Linked DNA regions of Mus musculus: all the other regions are linked to region 6. The links are chromatin loops, found by intact Hi-C in ENCODE. Cell type or tissue: heart. All regions are shown on one strand.

Region 1 (4,000 bases), 260 kb after region 6:
TAAAGGAGCAGGCCCAGCTGCCACCTCCTCTATGTCTTCTCTTGCCACTACATTAACAGCTGGTCACACAGAATTGCATAGAGGGCACTGAGCTGTTCTGACACACCGGCTGCAACCCAGCTGCCAGGCTGCTGTTCTCATACACTGCCCAATAACTGCAGGATACTGGCGTGGTGTCTGTGATTTGCACAAGTGCACACACAGCAGCCTCCCTTGCACAGGCTGCTGTGGGCTCAGCATCCCTTTAGCTCTCTTGTCAGTGCCTCAGTTTGCACAGATGAGACACCCAGCTTGCCCTGTGAAGCAAGCACTGGTCCTTCTCATGGTAATGATGCCACTTATTGGATAACTCATCTTCTAAAGGTGGGACAGAGATACACAGAATGTTATTACAAAGAAAGGAAGAGAGAGAAAGAGAGAGAGAGAGAGAGAGAGAGAGAGAGAGAGAAGGAACTTGGCCACATGGAAGAAAGTCACAACTCTCACAGGCAGGGAATGTCACATTCCTTCTCTACAGCCACCTTGAGTGCCAAGGGACCTCCCTAGAGACTGACAGCATCTCTGGACCCTGAGAGGGGGGTTACTGTTAGTTCAGTTCCCTAGGTCACATAGAGATGGAAGATGGTAGCACAGGAGAGTGGGCTGATCTTTTCTCACAGCTCACAAGACTGAAGCACACTTTCCATTTCCCAAAGGCCGTAATTATTTCCTGGAGAAGAAATTCAAATGACCCAGATACTTAATTCAGTGAGATTGGCTCAAAAAGTATTTACCAAAAGGCAGTTTTGTCGAAAATAACATCACAACAGAGTAAGAAGGGCTGCCTTCCAGTGCCTGAAAAAAAGCCTCAAGTGAGGGGTCCAAGGCCGAGGTCTAATCCAATTAGGGAGGGCAGGGTTTGGGTGTTAGAGAGAAGAAGCGAAGGAGGGGGAGACAGGGAGAGAGGTAAGGAAAGGGAAGAAGAGGAAACCTGAGAGAGGCTCTCAGTAGAAAAAGATGTAACCGACATCAGGCTCTTCACCCCTTCCAAGGAACGCCAACAAATCCACTCTCAACCCACGAACCCATCTCCAAGACAGCTGGGCCTGTGGTCTATGGAGTCACAGTTGGTCATATTTGTAGAATATATGAAGAACTTCAAAAATCAGACACAAATAACCACGTGATCCAGTCAGCAGGTAGCCAGGTGAGATGAGCAGACACCTCTTGGGAGATGAAGTTCCAGTAGTCATGGAACTTTGGAAAAGCAGCTGGTGAGATAGCTCGGTCGGGAAAGTGCTCACAGTGCCAGGGTGAGGGGCCTGAGCTCAGATCCCCTGAACCCACAGGAACCAGGGGCAGTGGTGTGTGTGTCTGTAACCCTGAGTTCTGACTGCAAGACGGGAGGTTCCTCGAAGCCCACAGGCCAAACAGCCTGGACCACAAAGCTTCAAACTATATGACTTCCTGTCTCAAACAAGGAAGAGGAAAATTGACATTGAGGTTGTCCTATGACCTCCCCTCTTACACTGTGGTGTGTATGCATCTGTATTCACACCCATCAATATACACTTGTGCGTGCACACACACACACACACACACACACACACACACACACACACACACTCCCCAGTTCCTACAGACTCCCAGAGCACACCCAGTTACCGAGGCACCGTGGCAGTGTTCTGTGTGCTGACTTGTTCTACCCTGAAAACCCAAGCATTAAGAGCATAGTCAGGGGCCATAGGGCTTACCTTTCTCCATTTCCTGCATGTCCACTAGTCTTCCCATTCCTAACATACATTCCTTGTTTCACACAGGACGCCTGTGTGCCCCGCAGACCTGGGCACAGAGCTGGCACACAGTAGAGCCTCCATAAATATTTGCAGATGGTCTGCTGGGAAGGAGGCCTGCTTCAGCTGGTCGCATCACATGCCTGCTGCCATCTCTTGACTGTGGCTGTCTGTCAGACTTCTGTGACACAGACAGAAGCTGATTTCTACCAACTGTAGATAAAAGAACCTTTTCCTGAGTCCTTCAAGGGGAGAAAACGCCAAACTGGGGGGGGGGGGGGAGAGAAATGGCTGCCGAACCCACAGTGAAAGCTTTGTGTGAAGTCACTCTGCTTGCTGTTTCTGGTGATGCAGGGAAGGGCCAGGTAAAGGGGGGCTTTCCTGGCTGACTCAGGCATTGCTACTGGGATGTCTGTGACAGGGCCACCAGGAAAAGGGATGGCTGGGAGGCAGGAAGCCACCAAAGAGCCCTATACACTACAGAAATGCAGTGCCTTGGCCCGTCTGGCCACCCAGGAGCTCCAGCAGAGAAACAACATCCTTTTGTGGTCTGGCCTGGCTGACTGCCAGGGCTCAACAAGGGCCTTGTGATATGCACTTTTGAAATGTGTTGGCAGGATGGCATGTCTAACTCGTGCTTAATGGCCAGCAGCATTTATGTCTCCTTCTCACGCCCACAGAGGCAGACTGGCTATATGTGATGGGCTGCAGCAGCCTGACTGGAGTGACTGTCGCTCTCAGATTCTCTTTACCCTAATCCTGGCCTCTGTCAGGTTTCAGTGGGTCCTTGGAGGACAGAGACAGAAGGAGAATATACCTAGTGTCAGTCTCCATTTACGTATTGTGTAAAATGAGGCTCAGAGAAGTTAAGCCATGTGGCTCAGAATGACACACATAGGATGTGGGAAAATAGGGACCTGACCCCAGCGTCTCTTCTTCAACAATTAGACTCTCCCAAACCCTTTCATAAGACCTCAGGGTCAGGCTGGTGAGATGGCTCAGTAGGTAAAGATGCTTGATACAAACCCGGTGACTTGAGTTTGATCTCTGATCCCCACATGGTATAAGAGAGACCTGACTCCTGAAAGTGTCCTCAGCCCTCCAGATGTGTCTCAAAGCACATGCTCAACCACACACACACATTAATTAATTAATTAACTAATTAATTAATTATTTTTTTTAAAGATCCCAGCTCTCAGCCATCCATCTGCATTTCTGCCATCTATACCCCATCTTGTAAGTGACCATGGCCACTTAGAGTTTGGAAGAGCCCAAGTAGAACAGGCTCACCCTGTTCCTCATGGTTTGCTTTGAGGGTTTTCAATTTGATTGGGGGAATTTAATTCACACAATGTGTCCCCGGTCCCATGATTTTCTGATTTTCCTGTTGCTTATGAGTGACAGCTGCTCTGTTCCTCAAGTTCCCTGGGTGGTCCCTATGAATCCCAAAGCAGAATGGCCACACACCCCACTGGTAGAGACATGTAGAAACTGAAAGAAAGCTGTCCTGTTGGGCTAGCCCCTGCCCCTGCATATAGCATTTGAAGGAAGTAGTCGTTTATTTGAAAGTTAATTTGAGAAAGTTCTAGAATAGTCATTGGGAAATGAGACAGAAAAAGACAATATGTTAAGGTGCTAACAATCAGTTTGCTTCAGTAGAAAACTGGAGCCCAGTCCCATCAGGCCTGTCTGGGACAGCACACAGAGCATGCCTGAGAGAAGGACCACCCACAGGACAAGAACACTGGGGCCTCTGTCCACCTGCTCCACGATACCCCAAACACTCAAACACACATGGGATAGAAGTTCTCAGACCAGTGGTTCTCAACCTCCCTAGTACTGAGACCCTCTACCACAGTCCCTCATGCTGTTGTGACACCCAACCATAAGATTATTTTTGTTGCTATTTCATAACTGTAATTTTGCTATGATTATGAATCATAATGTAAATGCCTGATACTTGACTCCCAAAGGGGTTGAGACCCACAGGTTGAAAACTGCTGTCTTAGACAGACACGTGGACATCAACTGTATCATCAGACATCAAAGCATCACAGGTGGGGTACCACAAGTGTACCCCCAGCCCCCACGGTGCTCTCATGCTGTATTCTGGGAAAAGAAGACAAAGATCTTCCCTCTTACCACTTCCTCCTCTGTGGTTTCGATTGGGAAGATACAAAATGGGGACCCTGGGTAGCCTTACCCATAGCAGTCCCACCTCCTCAGCC
Region 2 (4,000 bases), 140 kb after region 6:
ATTTAAATCTGCACATGGATGACCTCAGGGAGCTAAAAATAACCATGATATGAATGGAGTAGCATTGAGCCGGGCTGTGGTGGTGGCTGTGGTGGCCCTGACCTTTAATCCCAGCACTGTGGAGGCAGAAGCAGGCAGATCTCTGAGTTTGAGGCCAGCTTGGTCTACAGAGGGAGTTACAGAACAGCCAGGGCTACACAGAGAAACCTTGTCTAGAAAAACAAACAAATAAACAACAAATAAAAATAATGGGGTAGTGCTATTGTGGCTTTATGTGGTATACACACACACACACACACACACACACATACACACGTACATATCTACAACTATATAAGTGTATAAAGTTGGCCTTCATAGGCATATAGACTCAGGAATATTCAGTGTCCAATTCCTGCTGTTGTGACTTGGATAGGTGTGGTAGGGTGGTGGGCCACAAACCCACTACACAGGAGCCTCGATCTACTCAAGACTGAACTACATAATCTATTCAGAGAGTGACCTCTCTGCTCTTAGCTCAACCAGCCAGCTGGAGCTGTACAGATAAGAGGCAGTAAGATTTCTCAAAGAGGGGAGGAGTTTATAGACAGGAGGCCAGCAGTGTGTGTGTCCCTGGGGAAAGCTGGGAATGATTTCTGAGCCACATGACTAGGGAGAGAAAAGATTGGTTAGGAGCAGCCTGGCTAGGTCAGACTGCAGATGCTGGGGCAGACTGGAGGATCTGTCACATCCACAGCAGGTAGCTCCTTTTCACCTCCAAGGAAACCAAGTTCCTGCCCACAACCTCTGCAGGGCTGAATACAGGTATTTGTATAAGGTTTTCAAAGATGTTGTTTATAACAGCAGCAACAACAAAAAGCCCAACAATATTGTGCACTGATGTTTAATGAGCCCTGAGTTTCCAGCATTTCTCACATCTACAAAATCACATTCGGGCCCTGGGATCCCATATCCAATAGCTGCTGTGATGTCCAGGGAGACAGAATCTACAAACTTTTAAGTATCAGTCACCACTAGCTTCAGGGTTTAGCACCCCTGCTCAGCCATGAGAATGTAGCCAATCTAGGATGGGACGAGGTCCTTTACTCTATGGAAGGTCCCAAAACAGAAACCCACCCTGGCTTCTCTTGAGAATTTACAATGTATGTTTAAAGAGAACGTTCTGGAAACAGTGTTTCAGTGACTCTTAACCAGTGGCTGTAAGTCAGAGAACTGTGGAAGGCAGCCCAGGGGACCTGCTGGGAGGGGACAGGGTCTTTCTCCATCCTGCTGGGAGGGGACAGGGTCTGTCTTTCTTGATCTGGACCTCATGTTTGCTCCTGGGTGGTTCTCTGCATGGGCTGCTTTTCTCTCTCTGTTCTTTCATTTATTTGCTTCTGGTCAGGGTCTCATGCACCCCAGGCTGCCCTTGAGCTTCCTACATAGCCAAGGATAGTCTTGAACTCCTGATCCATCTGCCTCTACCTCCCATGTGCTAGGACTACAGACATGAGCCACTACACAGTTTATGCATTGTTGAGATTCGAACCCAGGGCTCCAAATATGCTAGATCTCTTTATATTACAGGTGGGATTCATTTGTTGACCATGCTAACCCCATGTCCCTGAGAGGGACTACTATTACAGGGTACAGCCTTGTGTGAAGGTGAAGGTAATTTCAGCGCCAGCCGTGAGTCAGGCATAGGTCTACATTCCAGAGAGCAGAGTCAGAGCCCGTGCTGGAGAAGAGAACTCCTGGGCCTTGGCCTGAGTTCCTACTTCTCTGCTCAGCTCATGATCCCTCCTCACATCCCACAGTCACAAGGCCAGGCTTCTAGAAAAGCCCCCCTCCCCCATGTTTTATCTGGCAGAACACTGGGACAATAACTGGACTAGCTTCAACTGACCAGGAAACCAAAGCCCTACAGAAAGACGCCTCATGAGTCCTGCCAAACTTCGTGTTCCCTGCCAGTCCCGGGCTGGCTGGACAAACAGCCTTGCCAGGGTTTGCATTTGTGAGGAGGGCGAATGTGCTGTGTGGAACCACAGAATGGAAGTTATGTACTTTCGGGGAAACAGTACAAGCAAACTCAGGCTCGGTTTCCATTATGCGGCTTCTGAAAGGGCTTCACCTCCTGCGTGGAAGGGAGTGGGCTCTGGGGCAACAAAGGCGTTGCCTCTGTGGCTTTTCTGAAGCAGTATGTGTGTGCTTGTCAAAACATACCTTTCCTGCGAACTTTGAAGACAGGGTCTGTCTGCCTGCCAGAAAGGGGAAGAGAGAAAATTCCACTCTGCAGCCCCTTTGGCCTGTGCACAGGGCAGGATCCTCTCTCACAAAGGCATTCCTTCACAGTTGCAAAGCCAGCTTCCCCAGAGATTTCCCACCACCGCAGTCTGACTGGGTCTGGAGGGTGGAGAGCTGGCACAGGGATGTTTTCTCCATCATGAAACAGAAAGGTAAATAAAGCTCTGCTCCGTGGAGGGCCAGGGCCCCCAGGGCTTAGGGAATTGTGAAGCAAGTGTCCGTTAAAAACTCCTCCTTTCTGTGGCTGCAATCATCCCCTTCAACTGCTGTAGCCCCTCTGATAGGAGTAGGGAAACCTCCGAATTGGGAGATAACCTGGGCCTGTAGCTGGAGCAGAGCTTTCAAACCCCACATGGCATCGAATCAGCAGATTGTCTGTCCAGACCTCCCTATCTTAGAAGTTTGATCTGCAGTCAGCCTCTCTCTGGAGTCACAAGAGGACCTCCAATCAAAGCAAAGTTCCAGTCAGGTGGGACCCTATCTACAGTACACAGCACAGGCATTCCCTCCTACTACTCAGTGGCCCCATTTCCTTGCTGGCTCCAGATTCTCAGCTCATAATTAGGGCTGAGGGTGAGGGAGATAGCAGTTAAGTATCTCCTGTGCAAGCCTAAAGACTTGAGGTCAGCCTCCAAAAATCAGGCACAGAAGCGAACATCTGTAATCCCCGTGCTGAAGGGGCAGGGCTGACACAGGAGCAGTCCAGGACCCTCCTGGACAGCCAGTCTTGCTGAAATTGGTGAACTTTCAGTTCAAAGAGAGACCTTGTCTCCAAAAGTAAAGATGGATGTCATTTGAGAAAGACATCTGGGATGCTGGCCTCTGGCATTCATGCATACATATGCATACATACATGCATACATATGCATACATACATGCAAACAAGCACACACATGTATACACATACACAGGAAATAATAAAAAAAAGAAAAACAAACTGCTTTGATTAATGTCTAATTCATTGTACATTCACATAGCCTTCATTAAAGGGCTTGAAAAATGACACCCTGAAATAGCTAAATGTAACCCCTTGCTTTATGTTTGTTTAGCTAGGAAATTTTTCCCTTATAGCCATCACAAAGTTGAACTACTTCACTCAGCCCCAGCGGCCTGACACAACTCATGGTGAATTCAAAGGAGGTCACTATTTTCTGAGGTCAACTTTATTTTTTTCCTAAGTAGAAGTTTAGTGCCACAGCCTTCCAGTATGGCGTCTGTTTGACTCACTGTGTTTGCCCGCATACCAGGCGGACCTCAGGAAGCTACAGAAACAATGTAGCAAGGATAAGGGTGAGACCACTTAAGGAAATAGTATCTGGTCAGAAACCTGAATTGTTTTCTGCTGGCAGAGGCTGGGCAACATGTAAAAGCTGGTTTCCTGTTGCACATAACTTTTAAAGATTGATTTATTTGTGTGTATACCTGAATGAGATTATGCATACCATCTGCCTGCGGTGTCCTCAGAGTTAAGGTTATGAGCAACTGTGAGCCACCTGATGTCAATGCTGAGAACCAAACCCAACTCCTCTGGAAGAGAAATAGGTCCTCTAACCCTGGGCCGTCTCTCCAGTCCTCTATATAGATTTTACTATTATAAAATTTATTGAACTGGTTTTTTCTTCCTTCCTTCCTTCCTTCCTTCCTTCCTTCCTTCCTTCCTTCCCTTTGTTGGCATTTTGCCTGCATGTATATCTGTGTATAGAGCTTGAATCCTGGA
Region 3 (4,000 bases), 240 kb after region 6:
AGTCTAGCTGAGAATCCTACCTCGGCTGCTATGTGGTCTCCTCTCGTGAACCTCATGCCCACAGAAATCAGTCACTTCTCCTGTCCCTACCCAGAGCCAGCATGATACTGTTACCAATAACCAGCTGTAGAAAACAAAACTGCTGAAAGCTTCAGATGGTGCGGAATTTTAACGTAGGAGTTTGGTGCTTCTCTCAGCCCACCCAGTGTTAGCATGCCACAGACACATGATGATGTCAGCAGCATCTATTGTGGGGATGAAGAGGCAGCTCCGCGGTTAACAGCAGCGGCTGCTCCTCCGTGAAACCCAGCTTTCATTCCCAGTACACTCACTGTAGCTTGCAACCACCTGCAACGCTAGTTCCAGGGCTTCTGGATCCATAGGCGCCAGGCGTGCATGCATACACACATGCACATACATACATGCAGGCAACACACTCAAAGTAAAGATATTTTTAAAAAACGTTTACTGTGTGTTGGCATACTGTGTGTATGCATTAAACATCTATTGTATGTTGGGAGTTGAGTTTCTTTTTTGGTAAGACATTATTATTTCTTTTTTATTGAGATAGAAAAACTGAAGACAAAATAAATAATCTTACCATGATCTTTGCTGGGAGCTTGCCACTTTTCACACTCAGGTGTGCCTTCTTGGACAAATCAGAGTCTGGAATGAATCCCAGAGCATCATGGGAGCCTGAGAACATCCCCAGAATATCCCAGATAGCCCAAGGGTAAAGTAAAAGAAGAAGGGGATGAAAGGAAGAGAGAAAAGGAGAAATGAGCCCGGGAGAATGGAGGGGGAGGGGAAGAGGAAAGAGAAGGTGCTTGGCCATAGTGTGGACTGTGGCCAAAGCATGTTTACAAACACTCTACGTTCTAGCCCATAGCACTGAGGGAGACAACCCCACTGGATGCTCATGGAGAGACACATCTGAGGCATGGAGCAGCTGGCCTTAGCCAGTGCCTCAGTGAGGGAAGAACACATGGAGGCCGCCTCATAAGTGAGGGCAGGACAATGGCCAGAGGAAACACATGGGAAGATTCCAGAAAGGGGATCACTTAACTTCAGATCCACATTCTTTTGTTTTTGTTTTTTTGTTTTTTGTTTTTCGAGACAGGGTTTCTCTGTATAGTCTTGGCTGTCCTGGAACTCACTTTGTAGACCAGGCTGGCCTCGAACTCAGAAATCCGCCTGTCTCTGCCTCCCAAGTGCTGGGATTAAAGGCGTGCGCCACCACCGCCCGGCTCAGATCCACATTCTTGAGCCCCGACTTCAATATTTAGTCAGAGGAGAAGATGAGTTGTGAGTGTAAACGTGAGGCTTCCCTCTTTTAACTCATTTCTTAAGTGTCACCATGCTGTTAGCCAGGATTCTTCAGAAGAGAAGAACCAACAGGATAAAGAATGATTGCATTAGGCAGGCTGGGTAGTCCAATGGTGGTTGCCCACACACAGGATGAGAGTCAGGAGCTGCCTGGTCCACAAGGCTACATATCTCAACCATTCTGGTCTGCTGCCAAGGGCCAGAGGACTCAGAGAGAGCCACCAGTCTTCAATCTTTTGGCAAGCCAGAGAAGCTGGAGTCTTCAGAGCAGGCGCGCTTACCAGTAGAAGGTGAAGGTGAATAGGCAAAGCAGACCTGCTTTTCCCTCTGCTTCCTTATAACTGAGCTACCAGAGAGTACTGTCCACAAAGAGGTATGGTCTTCTCATTCATTCCTTCCTGGCAATATTCTCACAGACCCACTGAGAAGCGTGTCTGTAGCTGGGTCCAGATCCCACCATGTCGACAACCTAAATTAGCTAGCACACCTCTGTATAGAAAATTGCACGTCATAGATACTGTGTGAGTCTTCTGCAAATTGAACACAGGTTCTCACTGGCACCCACAGTGCCTCTGAATCTCCCTTCATGCTCATTCATGCTCTTGTCTCTACCATAGGATAACTATGATATTAGCTTCTCTAGTCATGATTGCCTTGGCTGGCCTTTGGGTTTGTTTAGTCTTTGTGAATTCACCCATGTACCGTGTGTGTGTGTGTGTGTGTGTGTCTGTGTGTCTGTGTGTCTGTGTGTCTGTGTGTCTTTGTGTGTGTCTGTGTGTCTGTGTCTGTCTGTGTGTCTGTGTGTCTGTGTCTGTGTCTGTTTCCTTTTGCCAGCATCAGGTGAGGCTCACTGGCATAGCTGCAGGTACTTGACAGTAGTCCAGTCCTTCTACTGATTGCATCTCGTGGTCTAAATGCCCCACAGTTCCTCATCCTATCAGCGCTGGGCTCTTGGAAGACATCCAGTTCTTGCTGCTATGAATAGGGATGCAATGAAAAATCTAGAACTATCTCTTGGTGAACATATGTTGGTATTTCTGTTGGAATGATATAGAGGCCCAGACAGAAATAGAGGAGGAGACAGAGACAGGGAGCACGTGGGGTCTCCAGAGGCACATGCTTATCATCAGTAAATGCTAGCGCCCCAAGTGCAACTGTGCCAGGCCAACAGCGTCTAAGACTATAGATGGCAAGCAGGCATAGTGGCTCATGCCTGCAACCCAGCATCCAGGAGGATGAGGCAGAAGGATCCTGATTTACAGGGACAGCCTGGCACACATATCGAGTTCTAGGCCAACCAGAGATCCAATGTGAGACTCTGTCTTAGAGAAATAAACGAATAAACACCAACTTCTTTCCTCCTCAGTATATGGTTTGCTTGCTTGTTTGTATGTTTGTGTATGTGTGTCTCTGTGTGTGCTTGTGTGTGTTTGCCTGTGTGTGAAGGTGTGTATGTCTGTGTCTCTATGTATGTGTCTGTCTCTGTATGTGTGTCTGTGTATGTGTGTCTCTGTGTGTGAATGTGTGTGTCTGTGTGTGTGTGAAAGTGTGTGTGTGTCTGTGTATGTGTGTGAAGGTGTGTGTGTGTATGTAAAGATGTGTGTGAAGGTCTGTCTGTGTGTGTGTGTGTCTGTGTCTCTGTGTGTAAAGGGGTGCACGTGTATATAAAGATGTGTGTGAAGGTCTCTGTGTGTGTGTCTGTGTGTGTATCTGTGTGTGAAGGTATGTGTGTGTGTATATATGAAGGTGTGTGTATGTATGTTTGAAGGTGTGTGTGTGTCTGAAGGTCTGTTTGTTTCTCTCTGTGTGTATCTGTGTGTGTCTATGTGTGTGTGAAGGTATGTCTGTCTCTGTCTCTGTTTCTCTCTGTTTCTCTCTCTGTGTGTATGTGTCTGTGTCTGTGTGTATCTATGTGTGTGAAGGTGTGTGGAAGTCGAAAGACAGTTTGTGGGAGTCAGTTCTCTCTCCTACCATGGACTGCCAGGGACTGAACTCAGGTCGCTGAGTTTGGCAGAAAGCATCTTACTAGCTGAGCAATGTTGAGGACCCAACATGGTATTCTCTGGGATTTTGTTTGTTTGCATGTCCATGCCGTTTTTTAGACCTACCAACGCTATCCCTCTATCCCCAGACCATTCACAAGTTTTTACTTTGTAGGGTGGTTTTGGGAGCTGTGGTTTTCCTGGTCATGTTGCCTTTTAGGGGCACCACAGTTCTTAGCAAGACTGGTCTGGCCCACTGTGACCCATTAGCTCATTCCTTTTTATCTAGCTCTAGAGAAACAGTCTCTCCATGAAACCAGCTTGTGAGCTTCAGGCACGCTCTAATCTCTCCTCCACTGATTGGGAGAGGCTGTTTATCACCTGAATGAACATGAATCAGCCCTGTCTGTTTTATGCTGAAGCATCTAAAATCTTCAGTTCCTCCATAATGACCAGAGGTAAAGTCCTTGTTCAGCTGCTGCAGGGATGTAGGGATGCCACCCACCCACCAGCCGTGTGATCCCTGGCCACCCCCTTCTCTTCAAGTCACATTTAGATCGAAGCCAGTTGGGATAGGAGAGAACCTACTCCAATCCCTTTGCCTTAGACCCACAGACACATGTCCACAGAGTCCAGCTCCTGGACATCACACCTCACATACATGGTGATGTCACCAAAGGTGTTAGAGTCCA
Region 4 (4,000 bases), 170 kb after region 6:
GTCCCACGTTTGACACAGAGCACTTTTGTCTGTGAACAACTTTCGAGCTGTCACATGGAGTCTGGCCCCAGGACCTCCTCTCCCGCGTCTTGCTACCACTCAGGAGCTCATCACAGAAGCTCCTGCATTTTAAGAGCAATGAATGAGGAGGCTGGGGAGACGCTCAGCAGTTAAGACCACTCGCTGCTCTTGCAGAGGACCTGAGTTTGGTTGTCAGCACCCACATGACAGCTCACAATGGCTTTTAACTCTAGTGCCAGGGCTCCCGTTCCTCTTTTCTGGTCCCTGAGATGCTGTATTCACGTGGTATTCACTCCTGCACACACACATAAACTAAAAACCCTTTAAAAATTAATTTTTAACTTTTAATTAAAATTACTCTTTTCAAAGATTAAAAGTCTTTTTAAAAGGTGTGATGGATTTTAAAAAAGAGGCAATACTTAAATTTTAATTGTTACTTCTCTGATAAACTTGAATTAAAAAACTTCCCCAAACTGGTGGGCTCTTTGCTGATCTGTGAACTTTTCTTGCGTCTCTTTTGGGGACTCTATCAGTCTACTATCTAAGGTCTTACTATATCATGTTCCCCCTACCCTTGGTGTCTTGGTGTTTTATAAAATCCAGGAACACAAACCCACGGGACCCCTGCCAGAAATGAAGGCCCTTCCTGGATTTCTTTTTTAAAAGATTTATTTATTTATTTATTTATTTAATGTTTGAGAAAACACTGTAGCTGTCTTCAGATGCACCAGAAGATGGCATCATATCCCATTACAGATGGCTGTGAGTCACCATGTGGTTGCTGGGATTTGAACTCAGGACCTCTGGAAGAGCAGCCAGTGCTCTTACCTGCTGCACCATCTCTCCAGCCCCCTTCCTGGATTTCTTTTAGCAGAGAATTACTAGCACATCCTCTTCCACCAAACTCTCTCATCTCACCTCGACTTTTGCTGGCTTCATGACCCTGCCTCACCCTAGATGATGTCACAGCAGCTGCCTGTGGTTGATTTTTCTGTTTTCATTGCCCAAAGAATAAGAACAGTGATGTGTGGAGAGCAGGATTTGCTACAGGTTTGAGGTAACCAGTGAGGATTATTATTATCAGTATTTATGTGTGTGTGTGTGTGTGTGTGTGTGTGTGTGTGTGTGTGTGTCTGTGTATGTGTGCAAGTTCATGTGTATGCAGGTGCATGCGTACATGTGTGTGCAGGTGCATGCGTACATGTGTGTACATGTGGAAGTTAGAGTCTTTATCATCCTCTGCTTATTTATTTAATCATGATCCAGGTCTCTCTCTGTACTCATTACTCACTGAGTTAGCCTTAGTCATCATTCTCCTGTCTCCACCCCAACCCCTGTCGCACATCTACCCTAGCTCTGGGGTAACAGGCAAACACTTGGCTTTTCATGTGGGTTCTGGGGATTCAGGCTAAGGTCCTCTGCTTGTGTAGCAAACACTGTACCTACTGAGCCATCTGCCCAGCACAGGGTCAAAAGCATTGCAACTGCCTTGGGCACACTCCACCAGCCGACCTTCCAGCTCCTGATTGCAGGGCTTATGAGGGAAAAACCCTTCTCCCTGAGAATAAACTCCATGCTCTCAAATACACAGCCAGTTGGCTCCACTTATTAATTACATTTGCCCAATACTTCAAAATAATAATTTCTTAAAAAGATTTAGTGTGTGTGTGTGTGTGTGTGTGTGTGTGTGTGTGTTGTAGTACCCACAGAAGCCAGAAGAGGGAGTTGGAGCCTCTGGAACTGAAGTTAGAGGTAGTTGTTAGCTACTGAACCTGGGTCTCCTGTAAGCACCGTAAGTGCTCTTAACTGCTGAGCCATCTCTCCAGTCCCAAAATTTAAAAAAGAAATTAGGAGTGTCCTTAATTATCTATGTGGGAATTAATCACATGTTGCCAAATACACAAGTTTCTTTCCATACGTGGAATTTTTTTCCCCCCACTACAAATGTAAGAATTTTGAAAGTTACCATGGGATGAAAAGGGTCTCTTCCCAAATATTTTTTTTGTTTGTTGGTTTTTCTAAATCATTCCTGCACTTAGCATGTTATCTTGAGAATAAAGACTAATTTTTAAAAATTTATTTATGTTTGGTTTTTAAAGTATAAAATCCCATTTTTTTTTCTTATTGCAATATGCTTTTCTGAATGTAAAAAGTTCTCACAGCACTTTTAGAGTCTCATACAGCCCATCCATCATTCCAGTCTTTTCTTGGCTATTGACCCTCTTAGCACTATGATCTTGGAAAACAAAACATCCCTTATAATTAGGAGAGCACACAGCACCCTCCCCTGAGTTGAGCTGGAATCTCACCCCACTAGCTAAGCCAGCCCACCCTCACCCTCGCTGGTTCCTCCCCACTCCCTTCTAGCTGCCCCCTTTGGCTGCCCCCACCCACCCCTGCTGGCTGACCCTGTCCCATTGCCCTCCAGCCTTCCCAGTTTTCTCTGTTTCTAAGTCCTTTGCACAGCTTAACTTTGATGACAGCTGTTTCCTGTCAGAAGATTTCCAAAGCCCTTAAAAACAAACAAACAAAAAGTCACCTTTTCTCTGGTTTAGGTATAAATGGCAACTCCAAAATCCTAGCGATGGTGCTCTGAGGAGGCTGAGAGGGGACCTACAGATACTCTTCATTTCACGACAAGGTTAAGGGCCGTGTTCTGTCGGGCTTCCCCTGAATCAGAGAAGAAGGGCTTGGTCAGGTGACCTCTGGGGCGGGGGGGGGGGGGTGTCTCAGAACTCGGGGAAGGGAGAAGGATCCACTGAATGTAGCATCAAGGTGCCTGCTATGGGCAAGGGCCCAACCTCTGGTCCTTACCTTCTAGAATATTCCAACCAGAGAATGGAGGCAGGGTATCTGCCTACTAGATAAAGGGGTCTGTGGTGTTCCTTGTCTCTGCACTATAGACTGTTGACCGACTTGAAGTCTGAGTGAGCTCCTAGCTTCAGATAGGGAAGTAAACTGGGGTCAAGGAGGGGGGCCTTTGTGTTTGAGAATGAGGCTAATGTGCAAACCAGAGATGTAACAAAGCCAGAGGTAAATGACTATGTCACAGGTGCCCAAAGCCACTGGCAAGTAGGGATTCTGAGTCCCCCATCCCTCGCTGTGCCTAGGGTAGTGCTCCCCGGTGGATCATCTGCTCATTGCAGCCTAAGCCAGAGGACAGAGCCTTTCAGAAATGGACCACTTTCCATCTTCCTTCTGGCCTGTTAGGTTGCCCATGCCCTCCCTCTGCAGACACCTATGTTGAGGGATACTTTGTAACCTCAAATGACCCCAAACAAGTCTCTTCTCCCAGTGCACATTACAGCTGCAGAGATGGCTCAGAGAGTAAGAACGTTTGCTGCACAAGTGGGAGAACCTGAGTTCCAATCCCTAGAACCCACATAAAAAGCCACGCCTGGCTACACACAGGCCCATAATGCCAGCCTGGACTGTGGGTAGCAGAGGCCGGAGGATCACTGGGTCTGCTGACAGAGAAGGAGGGCCTACCTCCCCCACCCCCCAGAGAGAGAGACAGAGAGATACAGAACCACATTCACACAAACACACAAAGAGACAGATACAGACAGACAGACAGACAGACACGTGTACACACACAGGGAACATTGCAGATGACTACAAATCATCACCTCACCTCACTGGAATCTTTTTTTCTGTGGGTCTCACCTGGCTCACAGGCCAGCAAGACACCCCCTCAGCCAGGTTCAGTACTACCCTGGGTTACCAGTGCCCCTAAACTTGCCCTGCTTGTTTGTGTGTTTGCTGTGCCTTTCTGTGCAGAGGAACTTGCACAGGACAGAACTATATGTTTAGTTTATTCACGGGGTCGAAGGTCCTGTCTGGAAGCAGCAAATATTTGTAGAAACAAAGGAGGGAGGGAAAGGGGAAGTGGGGAGAGGAGGTGGTTGCCAGGAGATAAAGCAACTGGCTTGTGTCACAGTTGCCAAAGATAAGTCACCTGACACACATGGGAATTCCC
Region 5 (4,000 bases), 510 kb after region 6:
CAGTCTTTAAAAAGGAGGGACTCCACCATAGCAGACCCAGAAGACATTGCGGTCAGCACAAGAAGTCTGACGGAAAGAAAATGCCACAATGTGATGGTTCACTTCCACTGTCAACCTGGCTGGATTTGGAATCACCTAGGACCACACACTTCCACAGTGGGTTCAAAGCGAGGCTCTGGGGTGTGACAGTGCACACTCACTTCCCTTTGCAAACATCTTGCTTCTTGTCAGAGCCCTGAGAAGCTGGTGGTCTTTACAGCAATGGTAAACACACACGAGGGGAAGACACTTTGCTTTCAACGGGTGACTTTTTATGAGGTCCTTTCATCCACTAGTAGCTGCTATTACATACAACCCACGCAGTTGCATAGCGTACGACTCTGCTTCCTCCCGCACCAGACTCAGCATCCATCCCCCTCTCCATCCATACTGTCTAGGATGCAATCTCCCACATCATTCCCACAGCTTCTATCACAGAAGCTAGAGCTGGGATGAAACACTCCCATCTATCTACAGAGAGCCCAGGGAGATTGTTTCTACAGATCTGTTTGTGTCCAGAGCCGTGATGCGGCTTGAAACCCCAAGACAGAAGGCTGGGGCATCAGGGAGATGCAGGACAATGCTCCAACAACCCTCAACTCCAGGCAACTTTCTTCTGAAGAACTTGGAAACTATTCTGTGGTTGAGTCACACACCAACCCTTGGGGAGGGGCGATAGGAAGGAGGCAAGCTCGGTGAGACTCAAAGGTCACCCGCTAGTTTAAAATCAGCCTTGCCATTTGCCTCACGGAGAGAGGCAAGGAACTCCTGGGAATAAAGGGCAAGATTAGGGCCCCTTTCGAGGCTGTCTGCGTGCTGGCAGAGGCTGGAGTGCCTGCCGTGGCACCTGCTGTGTCAGGAATGGTGAAGCTGAGCAGCTCCTCTGCTGATGGAGGCGGACAGCTGGCAGGTGCTGAGCGAGCTCTGACACAGCTGGGCGAGCGCTAAGGAGACCTGGGCCCAGGCTTTCCTCTCATCTGGAGCAAGGTGCATGGTGCAAGCAACCTAAGAGTATGGATGGAAGCCAGAGTGGACATCATCCCCATTTCTGATTACAGTAGAGAAGGGAGTAAATGCTACTGTTAAATCCGACTGACAGGCACCACAGGGGCTCGAGGGAAGCTCTCTACCTGGCAGAGCAGCAGGCCGGAATCAGCAGGTACTGATGCCAAGCCACTGCTGGGCTCATCCTTAGAATGCTAGCCCTGGCTCCACAGTAGTGGCAGTGCTGAGCAGGCCCTTCTGGCAGGCTAACTGTGTTGCTTGGCTGCTAGCCTGGCATATCCATGTCATTTGGAGTTCCAGCAACATGCTTCCATGGTCCTGGCTCCTGATGGGGTGTGCCTCGAGGCAGCATGGTGGACCACTGCCAAGTCTGCTTAGGCAGAGAACCCTGGCAATGGAGCCCAAGGGAAGCTGCCAGCGTCCCTGGAGATGGATGCCATCTCATTTATGTATCTTCTTGGAGTGTTGACAGATCGACCTGTCCTGCAATGTGCTGAGCAAAAGACCAGCCTGAAGCAGGAAAGATGAACCAGAAAAAATGCAAGCGTGCACACATGATTGTCTCTTGATTGGTGTATCACATGTGCCAAAACTGCTTCTTTCCTACTGTACTGTTGCCCACCGCCGCCATGAGGGCACTGTCTGCCTGTGAATTCTGGTGAGCTGCGGATGCTCAGTGTGAACTCTGCCTCAGGGAGACAGGCTCAGGCTCGTTCAGGGAGACAGACACATGCATGCAGTACCTGGACAGTCCAGAAGATGGCGCCAGATCCCCTGGGACTGGGATTTACAAAAGCTTGGCAGCTGCCCAGGGTAGGTCCTGGGATCTGCGCACAAGTCCTTGGGGGTGGGGGGGGCGTTCATGCTGTAGCTGCTCAGCCATCTCTTCACCGACCATCACCCCGAGTCACCTGCCCTGCTCGCTACAGTCTGTGAGACAAGCAGAGTGTGGCAGATTCTCTTGAGACTCCACACGAGAACCCCAAACCTGCACCCAGATGTAGAAACACTTTGGTTTTATTGTTCGTGGATCAAGGCCTACACCATCAAGGACCATGGTGGCAGATTCAAGGCAACACTGCCAGCCATCTTTTCCAGGTTGCTTTTCAGCTGGGATTGTCACCAACCTGAAAAAGTAAACAGCCACCTGTGACTGACCTAGACTAGAAAATGCCAAAGGAAGCAACACTTTATTCCAGCTCCTGCCTGCCTGCCTCACTCTGGGCTCAGGCCCCAATCAAGTTCCTTGGGGGGGTGGGGGTAGGGTCCTATCTGAAGGATGGCCAGGCCACACCCTGCAGGGTCATGGGACGAAGTACCGAGGATTTGGCCAGGTGAGGCCAGTGAGAGCTGGAACAAGCAGGCAGTGGAAACTGCAGACGCAGAAAAGAAAGGGACTCTAGGGAACAGCACCAGGCATGGCTCCACAGACCGAGCACCGGGGTGTTTGCAGCAGAAAGACATTCAACCTTACCACATGAAACTGTGGGTAAAAATGAATGAACGCCTAGGGCTTGGAAGACGCTCAGTGGGTATGATCACTTCCCGTGAAAGCAAGAGGACCTAGATCAACCCCCCAGCACCTTCTTAAAAGCTGGGACTAGCATGCATGGGCAGACATGGGGAGCGAGGCAGCCAGCCTAGCTGGAAGCAAGCCTCAGGTCAATGGAGACCCCGTGGAGATCCAGCAAGGTGGAAAGCAGTGAGCCTTACTCAATGCCAACACTCACACAAACACACATACACACAGACATAAGAATGATCACATGTGTGCATGCACACACATGTACAATCAATGCCTAAGGTATCAATTACTTTAGGACTCGATGGAGTTCAAGACCAACAAGAAACACACCACCCACCACCAAAGTGTGAAATGGAAAGGTCTGCTGTGACTGTTGATGACCGGATGCGGTCTTGTGGTCAAGTCTCACTCAGCTGTGGTTATGATTAAGATGGGGACTCAAGGTGGACCTGCTGGAGTCCGTGGAGCCTCTGCACCTTGGGACTCTCTGAGCGATAAGACTTGGTTCTGATCTGGACTTACGAGCCACACTTCTCTCCTTTGAAGACCACACGCACGCACGCACGCACGCACGCACGCACGGCTTTCGGGAGATGAGGTGAGAGTGAGCAGGCATGTAGCTCAGATGACAGGCACGGCCATCAAAGCACAGAAATGAAAGGAGGGACAGCATTAGTGGTTTCTGTCCTAATGGCACCCCAGCCTCCTGTGTGCCCCAGAAACATCTCGGAGACGCGTTGTGACAGGATGCCTAAATGAGGTCTCGGGAAAGATAATGGAGCTTTAATGATGGAAATAGTAAGGAAATTAAACCCCATCATGTTCCATTAAGCACATTCTCAGCTCCAGTTTTCACTAAATTATTTTATTATGATTTTGCCTCTGTCTCGTGAAATAACCTTTCATGGTGATTTGATTTGCAAGCACAAATAAGGTCCATTTATATTCCAATATGAGCCCCCTGTGAGATTAATAAGAGATGGACCATCTAAGATCTCGCCATTCTGCAATTTGGCGGGGGGGGGAGTCTCATTTTATATTTGTGTCTGTGAGATGAGCATTATGTTGTAGTTACAGGCTTGCAGTCACGCCAAACCTGCTGGAAAGACCGGAATCAGCCAGGCAGCACCTTCCACCCTCCCTGTGTTGCTGTCCTGTGTTATCCATCACCTCACCTCAGCCCTTAGCCTCAGTCCAGCTGCTGTCTCATGGATGTCAATCATGTTTAGTGCTTTGTGTGACTGACAGACGGCTAAGCTGTCCATACCCAGCAGGATGCTGCAGCGGAGCCATCTAGATGCACACCCCCAAGGACAGCGAGGTGCACGGCTAGCAGCCAGCGAGATGCACGGCTAGCAGCCACGCACTGTGTCGGGGCAAATCTAAAACGGTCTGTAGTTTACTCTTTGCTCCACAGCCAGCACAGGCTCC
Region 6 (4,000 bases):
TTTTTAGGTAAAATTGGCAATCATTATCCAAAAGACAAGTTGTTAAATTTTTCTTGTATGCATGCTTTTGTAGTCCCTGTAAATGTATGCATGTATCCCATAAAGAATGTATCTACTGTATTTATAAACAGCCCTTCTGTGGGAGAGAAGTATACGTGATTGGGTCACATGTTTATTCTCATGATTTTCGAGTTTCCCTCTACTTCAGCACAGATAATTGAACTACGTGCTATAGTCAGTGTTTTCAAAGTGTTGAAAACTCAAGCTTTTAATTTGTATACTGATTATGTGTATATATATATATATATATATATATATATATATATATATATATATGGGCTTACAATTGCTTGAAATTGTTCCTTTTTTTAGATACTGCTAATTCTCAAAGTTTGCAATTGTTTATGCATATACAACTCAAGTTAAGAGAAAGTACTGTTCCTTTAAAGGACTGCCTTTGGACATTTAAGAACTCATCCTGGACTGCCTGGACAAGACCCCTGAAGGCAGTGCCACAGCAGATTTGTACCCCAGGCAGATTATAAGCCTTACACAAGAACAATTGGCCATATAATCTCGTTCTTTCCTCATCAAACTAGTAATGGCTTGAGATGATAATTTGGTATTTTTGTTGAATGTGCACGTCAAATTGTAAAGACGTTCTCAGTCTCCTCAATTCCTACATGTACCACATAATGGTGTTAATTCCCAAGGACTTATACTTAATCAATTACTGCAAATAGATACTCATATTTCTGACTTTAGAAAAATAAAATATGCACATGTGACTATTGACACCTTTTCAGGCTTTCTAGATGCAACTGTTTTAACAGGAGAAGCAACTAAAACTGTAATTAGCCATTGCCTGCATTATTTTTCTATGCTTGGTGTTCCAAATCATACTAAAACAGATAATGGAACTGGCTGTTCAGTCAAGCATTTGACATGTTTTGTCAACAGTTTAATGTTACCCATATTACTGGGCTTCCTTACGATTCTCAAGGACGAGGTATTGTGGAACTTTTTCAAGTGTTCGTTTTATCCGAAAAGGCTGTGGAAGGGCCGGCAAAGTGGATGCCATGACCAACACCTGCCACTAGGTGGTGCTCAGATGCCGGCCCAGGCTGGTAATAGGAGAGTTTTTCCTAGAGATAGGGAAAACCTGTGGAGTCGCTGGCCTTGCCTCCTCCCTGGACTGGCCACAGGTCATTATGACCAACTAACACTGGGCTAAAATAGCCTCTGTCTCTAGCCCCGAGGAAGGCGTGTTACTGAAGGAAACGTCTGAGACAATCCCAAAGCAAACAGACACACAGGTGGGGTCTCGAGCAGTCCCTGACCACTAGGGATTATTTGTACATGAGAAGTCGTTTGCGGAACAGTGGCCAAATATTTGCTGAATGCTTTCCAGAGCACTGAGGACAGGAAGGTGGCCAGAGGTGTAGTGACGAGAGGTCAGTGGGCACTGGAGGAATGCAGGGGTGGGGCATGGGGGAAGGGAGAAACAGTGTGTGGAGAAGGACTTGACTGACAGGTCAGACAGCCATAGAGGAACCTGGGGCAAAGGCCTTGTGATGGGAGGGAGCAGATCGACTCCCAGCTCACCGGACTAGGAGTCGTGATGAGAGATGAGGCTGGTGCCCTTTAAGGGTTCTCAGCAAAGGAAGAAATACTCAGGAGGCACGACAAGCCTTAGACCAATCTCATACAGTGTCTCTGGAAGCAGGACCGGAGAGCGCAGAGCGGGGCCTGGCTGCCGCGGGCCCCACATTGACTTCACGGTGCTTCACTTGGAACGGCCTTGCCAGGCCCAGCCCTAGAGGTTACTGGGCCCCAGTGACTGATAGTGACCTGTAGTGCACCCAGGACTGTGCACGGTGTATACAGTCAGTCTCTGGATGTAAAAATGAACAGCCAGGGCGGTGCGTGCTTGCATACAAATGCAGAGGAGTAGGACGCTGGAATCAGAGGTGGCTCCGATGTTCTTAGCTCTGCAAGTCTTTTTGAACTCTGGCTTGGCAGTTTAAGATGTTTTAGGGATGAAGCCTGTCTCCAGAAGTACAGTGTGCGGGGGAGGGGTTAGTATCCTCAGTGTAGTTGCATGCACATGGCTGGGGCATCGGGCCAGATTCCTCTTGGGTGCATTGGCTTTAGCTTGGACACAGGAGCCTTGAGATGGAGATCCTTGGACACAGGCCCATGGAAGAGACACTGAAGTGTGGAGGAGGGCTGGATAAGCCAGCTTCCTGATAACGACCCTCAGTTCACAGACTTATGCAATTTCTCTCCTGTAAAAGCGGTTGAGGTCTCCACCTTGCAGCGTTAGTGATCGTAAGAGGCTGTGCGTGTGCAGACGCCCAGCCCAGAACTCTGCAGCCATCCTTCCAGGCTCCGACTGCATCTGCTGACCCAGGGCGAGCCGCCCGGTTCCCTCGGTTGCTCTGTGGCTCACGGCCTGCAGGGGGCAGCAGTGGGATGCAGTCTCAGCCGGGCCTCTCTCCCAGCCTGGCTGCTCGGCTTTCCCTACAGTCTGGAATTGCAAAGTTCCCTTTTGTGCCACAATGCATACTGCTTGGGTCGATTTGTTTTTAAATGGATGATGTTTGAGGTTCCTTTATGAAGGCTCTTCACATCTGGCATTCAAAGAAAATAATCAGTTAGACTATCAGCCGATAGCAGCTCGGATGAAATTTGGGCCTACTTTCCAGTCAAACAGCGCCTCCCGGCTCCACAGGCTCCTGCCCGCTCCCTCCATCTCTTCTTGTGACCTTTTATCTCTGCGGGAGCCCAGACTAGAAAGAGGGTTCTGGGAATGTGGTGTGTTTCTCATTAAGTTTCTGCCGCATAAAAGTCATGTGACTCAAAGCTCCCCCCCCCACTTCTTCACCCCACGAATCTACAATAACTCCCCATGTTTAGATTTGATTTGACTCGAGATGACTGTAAACACATAATCTCGTTGATCTGAAATTAGAAAAATCTAAAATCCAAAACCAGTTTTCAGTCGCTGGCGGTTTTTTTGGGGGGTGGGGGTGAAACAGAGGAAGACCACCCCTCCCTGCCCCCACGAAAAGAAATCAGTCCGCCAAAGCCCGAGCGGCCCCTTGTCCCGTTCCCTCCCCCTTTCTTCCCACATCTTTAAATATCTTTCTTTGAAAGGTGAAGCTATGACTGTAAGATTGTATTGCGGGGTGGCCCCAGGCTTCTGAGGGATAGAACCCGGGGGCTGGGAGGGAAGCCTTAAGGAGGGTCCACCACCTTTAACAGCTGCTCCTAGTCACTGCTTCTGTGGGAAGTGACACATTCTGACTCTAGTGGCCTGTGGCTACGAAGGTGTGTGTGTGTGTGTGTGTGTGTGTGTGTGTGTGTGTGTGTGTGTGTGTATGGTGGGGGGCGGGGGGATCATAAGTCTCAGCAACTGTTAGCGATCTCCTTTCCAGAGGTCAGGCTGGAAGCTCTGTCCTGCCCGTGAACGAATAACCACTACTTGGGGCGGCTGGTGGCCCAAAATAGACACGGAACTTCCTACCTAAGGCAAAGGCCTGTGTGGACACGAAGAGCCCCACCTGTACAGGTGAGCTTCCTAGCTGGTGCTGATGGGTGGGAGGGGCCCCGCTCACAGATGCCCTAGAGCTCAGCACAGACTGCTCCTCTCTAAGCCTCTCACCTCGATCCTGAGCAGCTGAGCACCCCCAGCCCCCGTCCCCGTCCCCGTCCCCGCCCCCATTCCTGCTTTGCCTTTAGATTGAGCTGGTCCTCAGGTGGCTGTCTCAACCCTGCCTTTTGCCTTTCCCCTGTCTTTTGTCTTTCCTCAACATCCTGGGGTAGCTCTTCACTCTTTTTCCCAGTATTTATTGTAGCCCTTGGGTTCCTGCTCTGCTCCCCTCCATTTGGGCTTCAGTTCTGGATGGTGGGGCGGAGTGTGGTCTCCAACTGCAGTTCCCAGGAGACACTGAGCAAGTCCTTCCTATCCTGTGTGCTGGTTCTTGCCTTTGTGATT
Region 7 (4,000 bases), 55 kb after region 6:
TGGTGGCGCACCCCTTTAATCCCAGCACTTGGGAGGCAGAGGCAGGTGGATTTCTGAGTTCGAGGCCAGCCTGGTCTACAGAGTGAGTCCCAAGACAGCCAGGGCTACACAGAGAAACCCTGTCTGGAACACCTCCCCTCCCCCCCAGCCCCCTCCCCCCAAAAAAAGAGAAAGTTCAGGGCTGGTGGCAGTGTATGCCAGGTAGGAACTGAGGGATGTTAGGAGAACCTGGAGGTCAGGTCTGCTTTGATATGTAAAATATGCACCTCAGACCCTCATCCTGGGGTTGGAAACTAAACACTTGTATGTGTGAAAACACCTTTGTTCTGTAGCTTGTGTGACTGGCTTGTGGTGGAGCCCCAGGTGGGGAGTTAGTCTCTTCAGATGTTTGCAGCACACTGGGCTGTTTCTCCAAGACCTGTCAGTATGGCTGTTTCCAATGGAATCCCTGAAAGCCTTGGAATCTTCCACTCTTTTTTGGGGGGGGCGGGAGGGGTGTTCCAGACAGGGTTTCTCTGTATAGCCCTGGCTGTCCTGGAACTCACTCTGTAGACCAGGCTGGCCTCGAACTCAGAGATCCGCCTGCCTCTGCCTCCCAAGTGCTCGGATTAAAGGCGTGCGCCACCACTGCTCTGCTCACCTTCCATTCTTACCTGACCCACATTATGGAATCTTTCTTCATCAGTATGCTAGGTTCTTGGTGGCATAAGTTTTATTTCTTTTGAAAGTTTTCTTACTTGTTCATTGTTTTTTCGAGAGTCTCTCGGGGTAGCCCTGGAATTTGCTATGTGGCGTAGACTGACTTTGAACTCCCAGAGATCTGTCTGCCCGTGTCCTCCCTTTGCTTCAGCGGGGACCTTTGAACACCTCCTCATTGGTTTTATTCAGTTGCCTCATTAACTTTGGGGAGTATGTCCTGGGGACAACATTGGCTCCTATTTTACATTTATTCCCATTTTACTGTCTGATACATTGATGGAGCTTATTATTGGTTGAACGTGATGAAACAGTGAAGCCAGTATAGCTCTCTCCTTCCCTCTTTAAACGAAATTAGGCTTTCTGAATGTGGGGATTAAAAGGCTTCATCCAGGAAGGATGGCACACAGGGTTTTGGGTTCATAGACTCTTCAGCGACGTGTGGATCTGAGGACTTACCACTGCAGTTATAGAATACTGAGTTCCAAGGCAAGGCACACTATTTATTTAGCTTTTTAAATTACGCCAAGGGAGCGACTTGGTCGGGGAGCTGGCACAGTCAGTCAACAGTGCTTGAGGACCTGAGCTAGAACCCAGAACCCAAGTGAAAGAGCCAGCTATGGTGGTGCATGGTTGTACCCAGTGCTGGGGAGATAGAGGCAAGTGGGTCTCTGGGGCTCCCTGGCCAGGCAGCACAGTCCAGTTGGAAAGCTCTATGCTAGTGGGAGACGCTGACTCAAAGAACAAGATAGAAGGCACCTAAAGACTGACAGTCGAGGCTGTCCTTGCTTCCACACAAGTGTGCGTGCGCACCTGCACACGCGAGAACATACACAGAAATGGATGTGTGCACACAGACGTGCATTGGGAGACTCTGAATGGTCCCCATTCTCTGGAGTACGTGACAAGTTCCCTTTTTGCCTGTGGAGTCCTTTCTTGGACCACGGTCTCTGCTTTTGAGTTTTCACTCTTCCCAAGATGAGATCTTTGCTCAGCTGAGCAAAGTCACCTGGAACACCAGCCCCTGCCTTCTCTTTCCAAGGTCGTTCATAGGGCATCCCAGCCTTCTGATGTACTAAACAGCTGTAATTGGAGAAAATTTAATAAACAGCCATTAAGTTGCTAATAGAAGCGTCAGGACTCATCTATTTCATAAGTTCTAATAATTAATAAAGATTAGCTGCAAATACAAAGCTACCCAGTGTCTCGGTCTGACCCAGAAATGGCCCTGCAGCCTCTTTCTCTTACCCTGGTGGCCGTTAACCAGGCAGGAGATCGTGGGGCCCTCTGCTCACTGCCACTGGAGGGCAGCAGTGGGAACACAAGGCAGGGAGAGAGGATAACTGGGGGAGGGTCTCAGCTGAGTTTCCTCTCTCTCCTAAGGTCTTGCTACTGGGAGGTTAGGGAAGCTAAGAGGACTTCCCCCCCCCCCCCCCCCCGGGTTCCAGCGATGGTGGTGAGTCTTTCTAAATCATTGTATGGGGCTGGGGAGATGGCTCAGTGGCTAAGAGCTCTGCTGTTCTTTCAATTGCCATATGGGAGTCCACACCCATCTGTAACTCTAGTTTCAGGAAATCTGACCTCCTCTCCTGCTGTCTACTGACACCAGGCTCAGAAGGGGGCACAGACATTCATGTAGGCAAAAGACCCATAGGCATAAAACAAAAACTATAAATCTTCACGTGTGCATAGGATGTGTATGTGTATATTGTGTGTGTGTGCTGGCATACGTGTAACGCAGTAAGCCCACAGAGGTCAGAGGAGAACCTTGGGTGTCACTCTGTGCCTTCTACCTCATCTAAGGTAGGGCCTCTTTCTTGTTCACTGCTGTGAACACCAGGCTACCCAGTCCCAATGCTTCCAGGAACCCTGGCATCTCTGCCTTCCCTCGAGCCATAGATTAGAGGCACTGGCTTTATCTGGGTCCTGGGGATCCAAATTCAATTCTCCCATCTGCACAGCAAGTGCTTTTACCCACTGAGCTGTCTCCATGGCCTGGCTGATTTCTTTTAAGCCTGGTGCCTTTCCCTCTGGAGAGAGGCTGTGGAGGCCAGGGTGTGGAGGCCAGGCAGGTGTTCTTGGCTCTGCTGTCTGGGGTTTGTTGAGAGAGGGAGTGGTGTGGGAGAGCTCACTTTACTCTGAGGTCCTGGCAGCCTGTGGAAGCCTTCCCCAAGAAGGACCAGTTAAAACAACAAATGGATCAGCCATGCCTTATGTGGCTATTTTAAGGCAAAAGGGAAATAACTTGGATGGAAAAAGAGGTGAGTGGAAATTCAAACCCCTCCATGTCTCCCTCCAATTCATTCCTCCATCTCTATGCCTGTCTTTGTGTGTCTGTCTCTCTGTCTCTATACCTGTCTTTGTCTTTCTGTCTCTGTCTGTCCTCTCTCCTTGTCTCTCTGCCTGTCTTTGTCTGTCTCTATCTCTTTTCCTATCTTTGTCTTTCTTTCTCTCTCTGTCTGTCCTTTCTCTCTCTTTTCTCTCTTTCTCTGCCTGTCTTTGTCTATCTTTGTCTGTCTGTCCTCTGTCTCTTTCAGTCTCCCTCTGTCTCTGTGTCTGTGTCTGTCTGTGTCTCTCTATGTCTCTGTCTCTCTATATCTCTCTGTCTGTCTCTCTCTGTGTCTCTGTCTCTCTGTCTGTTTCTCTCTGTCTCTCTCTGTCTATCTGTTTCTCTCTGTCTCTGTCTCTCTCTTTCTCTGTCTCTCTGTCTGTTTCTCTCTGTCTCTCCCCTCACCACCATCAGGTGCCCTGGAGCTGGCCTCTACTGTGGTGTTCGCCAGATGACCTGCTCCATCTATCTTGCTTTGGGCAGGGCCCCTTGAGAACAGAGTGGGGTTTGTGTCTGCTGCATGTTGAACTTGGCAGGTATGAGAATTACTCATTCCAAGGCAAACTACCATCTTTTAGAAGAGAGGGCTGGGCCTAACATCCGTGCTGGGAATGGGCCATGTGCACAGCCATCCAGGACTGCTCCAAGTGAATAGCCTCCTTCTTCACAGTTCCAACCAGGCCTCCCACTGGGGAGGAGCAGGCATCAGGTCTGGAGGGAACCAGGAGATTTGGGTGCAAGGGTTTGTGGGAACAGGAAGCTCTGCAAGCAGGGGTTCAAGCATCCCTGCCATTGCCAACTGCTGATGTGGACAAATGTTGGCCAGGCCAATGTCACGAGGTGCATGTTCAAGTGTGTGAACTCCATTCAGTGGGAGAGAATGGACTCTTGTTTGCCAAGAACTGTCTCTCCTCCAAGAAAGATGCTGAAGGGCAGGGGGACATTTTCAGAAACTTTTCTCCAGCTTCCCTCTCT

The links. A loop is a pair of places that touch in the nucleus more often than their neighbours do. Peaks named below come from ENCODE experiments on the same cell type or tissue, not always from the same donor. Only the 100,000 strongest peaks of a DNase experiment are listed, where the experiment ranks them.
Region 1: a loop joins it to region 6, with 2.9 times the contacts of the local background. A loop is called at or near these places in 2 of 42 quality-filtered maps.
Region 2: it touches region 6 in a loop (4-fold over the local background); 9 of 42 quality-filtered maps call a loop at or near these places.
Region 3: it touches region 6 in a loop (3-fold over the local background); 2 of 42 quality-filtered maps call a loop at or near these places.
Region 4: it touches region 6 in a loop (8-fold over the local background); 11 of 42 quality-filtered maps call a loop at or near these places.
Region 5: a loop joins it to region 6, with 3.0 times the contacts of the local background. A loop is called at or near these places in 8 of 42 quality-filtered maps.
Region 7: it touches region 6 in a loop (4-fold over the local background); 10 of 42 quality-filtered maps call a loop at or near these places.

What each region holds. Positions count from the first base shown.
Region 1 is chr9:120,864,580-120,868,579 of GRCm38, forward strand. Gm19385 (predicted gene, 19385) reads right to left here and starts at 1,966. Exons shown (of 2, transcript NR_166626.1): 1 at 1,734-1,966. In heart, no CTCF peak of the experiment used is centred here; a DNase peak (open chromatin) is centred at 2,332; H3K27ac peaks cover 1,736 bases.
Region 2 is chr9:120,737,565-120,741,564 of GRCm38, forward strand. No RefSeq gene overlaps it. Among named protein-coding and RNA genes, the nearest start is that of Gm39458, 64 kb to the left of the region's middle. In heart, no CTCF peak of the experiment used is centred here; DNase peaks (open chromatin) are centred at 627, 1,837 and 2,327; H3K27ac peaks cover 3,126 bases.
Region 3 is chr9:120,845,509-120,849,508 of GRCm38, forward strand. No RefSeq gene overlaps it. Among named protein-coding and RNA genes, the nearest start is that of Gm39459, 13 kb to the left of the region's middle. In heart, no CTCF peak of the experiment used is centred here; no DNase peak of the experiment used is centred here; H3K27ac peaks cover 353 bases.
Region 4 is chr9:120,772,712-120,776,711 of GRCm38, forward strand. No RefSeq gene overlaps it. Among named protein-coding and RNA genes, the nearest start is that of Gm39459, 60 kb to the right of the region's middle. In heart, CTCF peaks have their summits at 746 (motif pointing right), 1,745 (motif pointing right), 2,316 and 3,136; a DNase peak (open chromatin) is centred at 3,990; H3K27ac peaks cover 1,077 bases.
Region 5 is chr9:121,106,503-121,110,502 of GRCm38, forward strand. The region is part of intron 31 of Ulk4 (unc-51-like kinase 4); the gene reads right to left. Among named protein-coding and RNA genes, the nearest start is that of Gm34945, 130 kb to the left of the region's middle. In heart, a CTCF peak has its summit at 1,796 (motif pointing right); a DNase peak (open chromatin) is centred at 1,339; H3K27me3 peaks cover 1,401 bases.
Region 6 is chr9:120,600,536-120,604,535 of GRCm38, forward strand. Gm34323 (a long non-coding RNA gene) reads left to right here and starts at 1,335. Exons shown (of 3, transcript XR_003948277.1): 1 at 1,335-1,454; 2 at 3,441-3,574. RefSeq lists an enhancer at 1,374-3,998. In heart, CTCF peaks have their summits at 1,101 (motif pointing right) and 2,461 (motif pointing right); DNase peaks (open chromatin) are centred at 1,366, 1,476, 2,196 and 2,456; H3K4me3 peaks cover 2,209 bases; H3K27ac peaks cover 2,190 bases.
Region 7 is chr9:120,655,189-120,659,188 of GRCm38, forward strand. No RefSeq gene overlaps it. Among named protein-coding and RNA genes, the nearest start is that of Gm39457, 15 kb to the right of the region's middle. In heart, a CTCF peak has its summit at 1,969 (motif pointing right); DNase peaks (open chromatin) are centred at 1,993 and 3,673.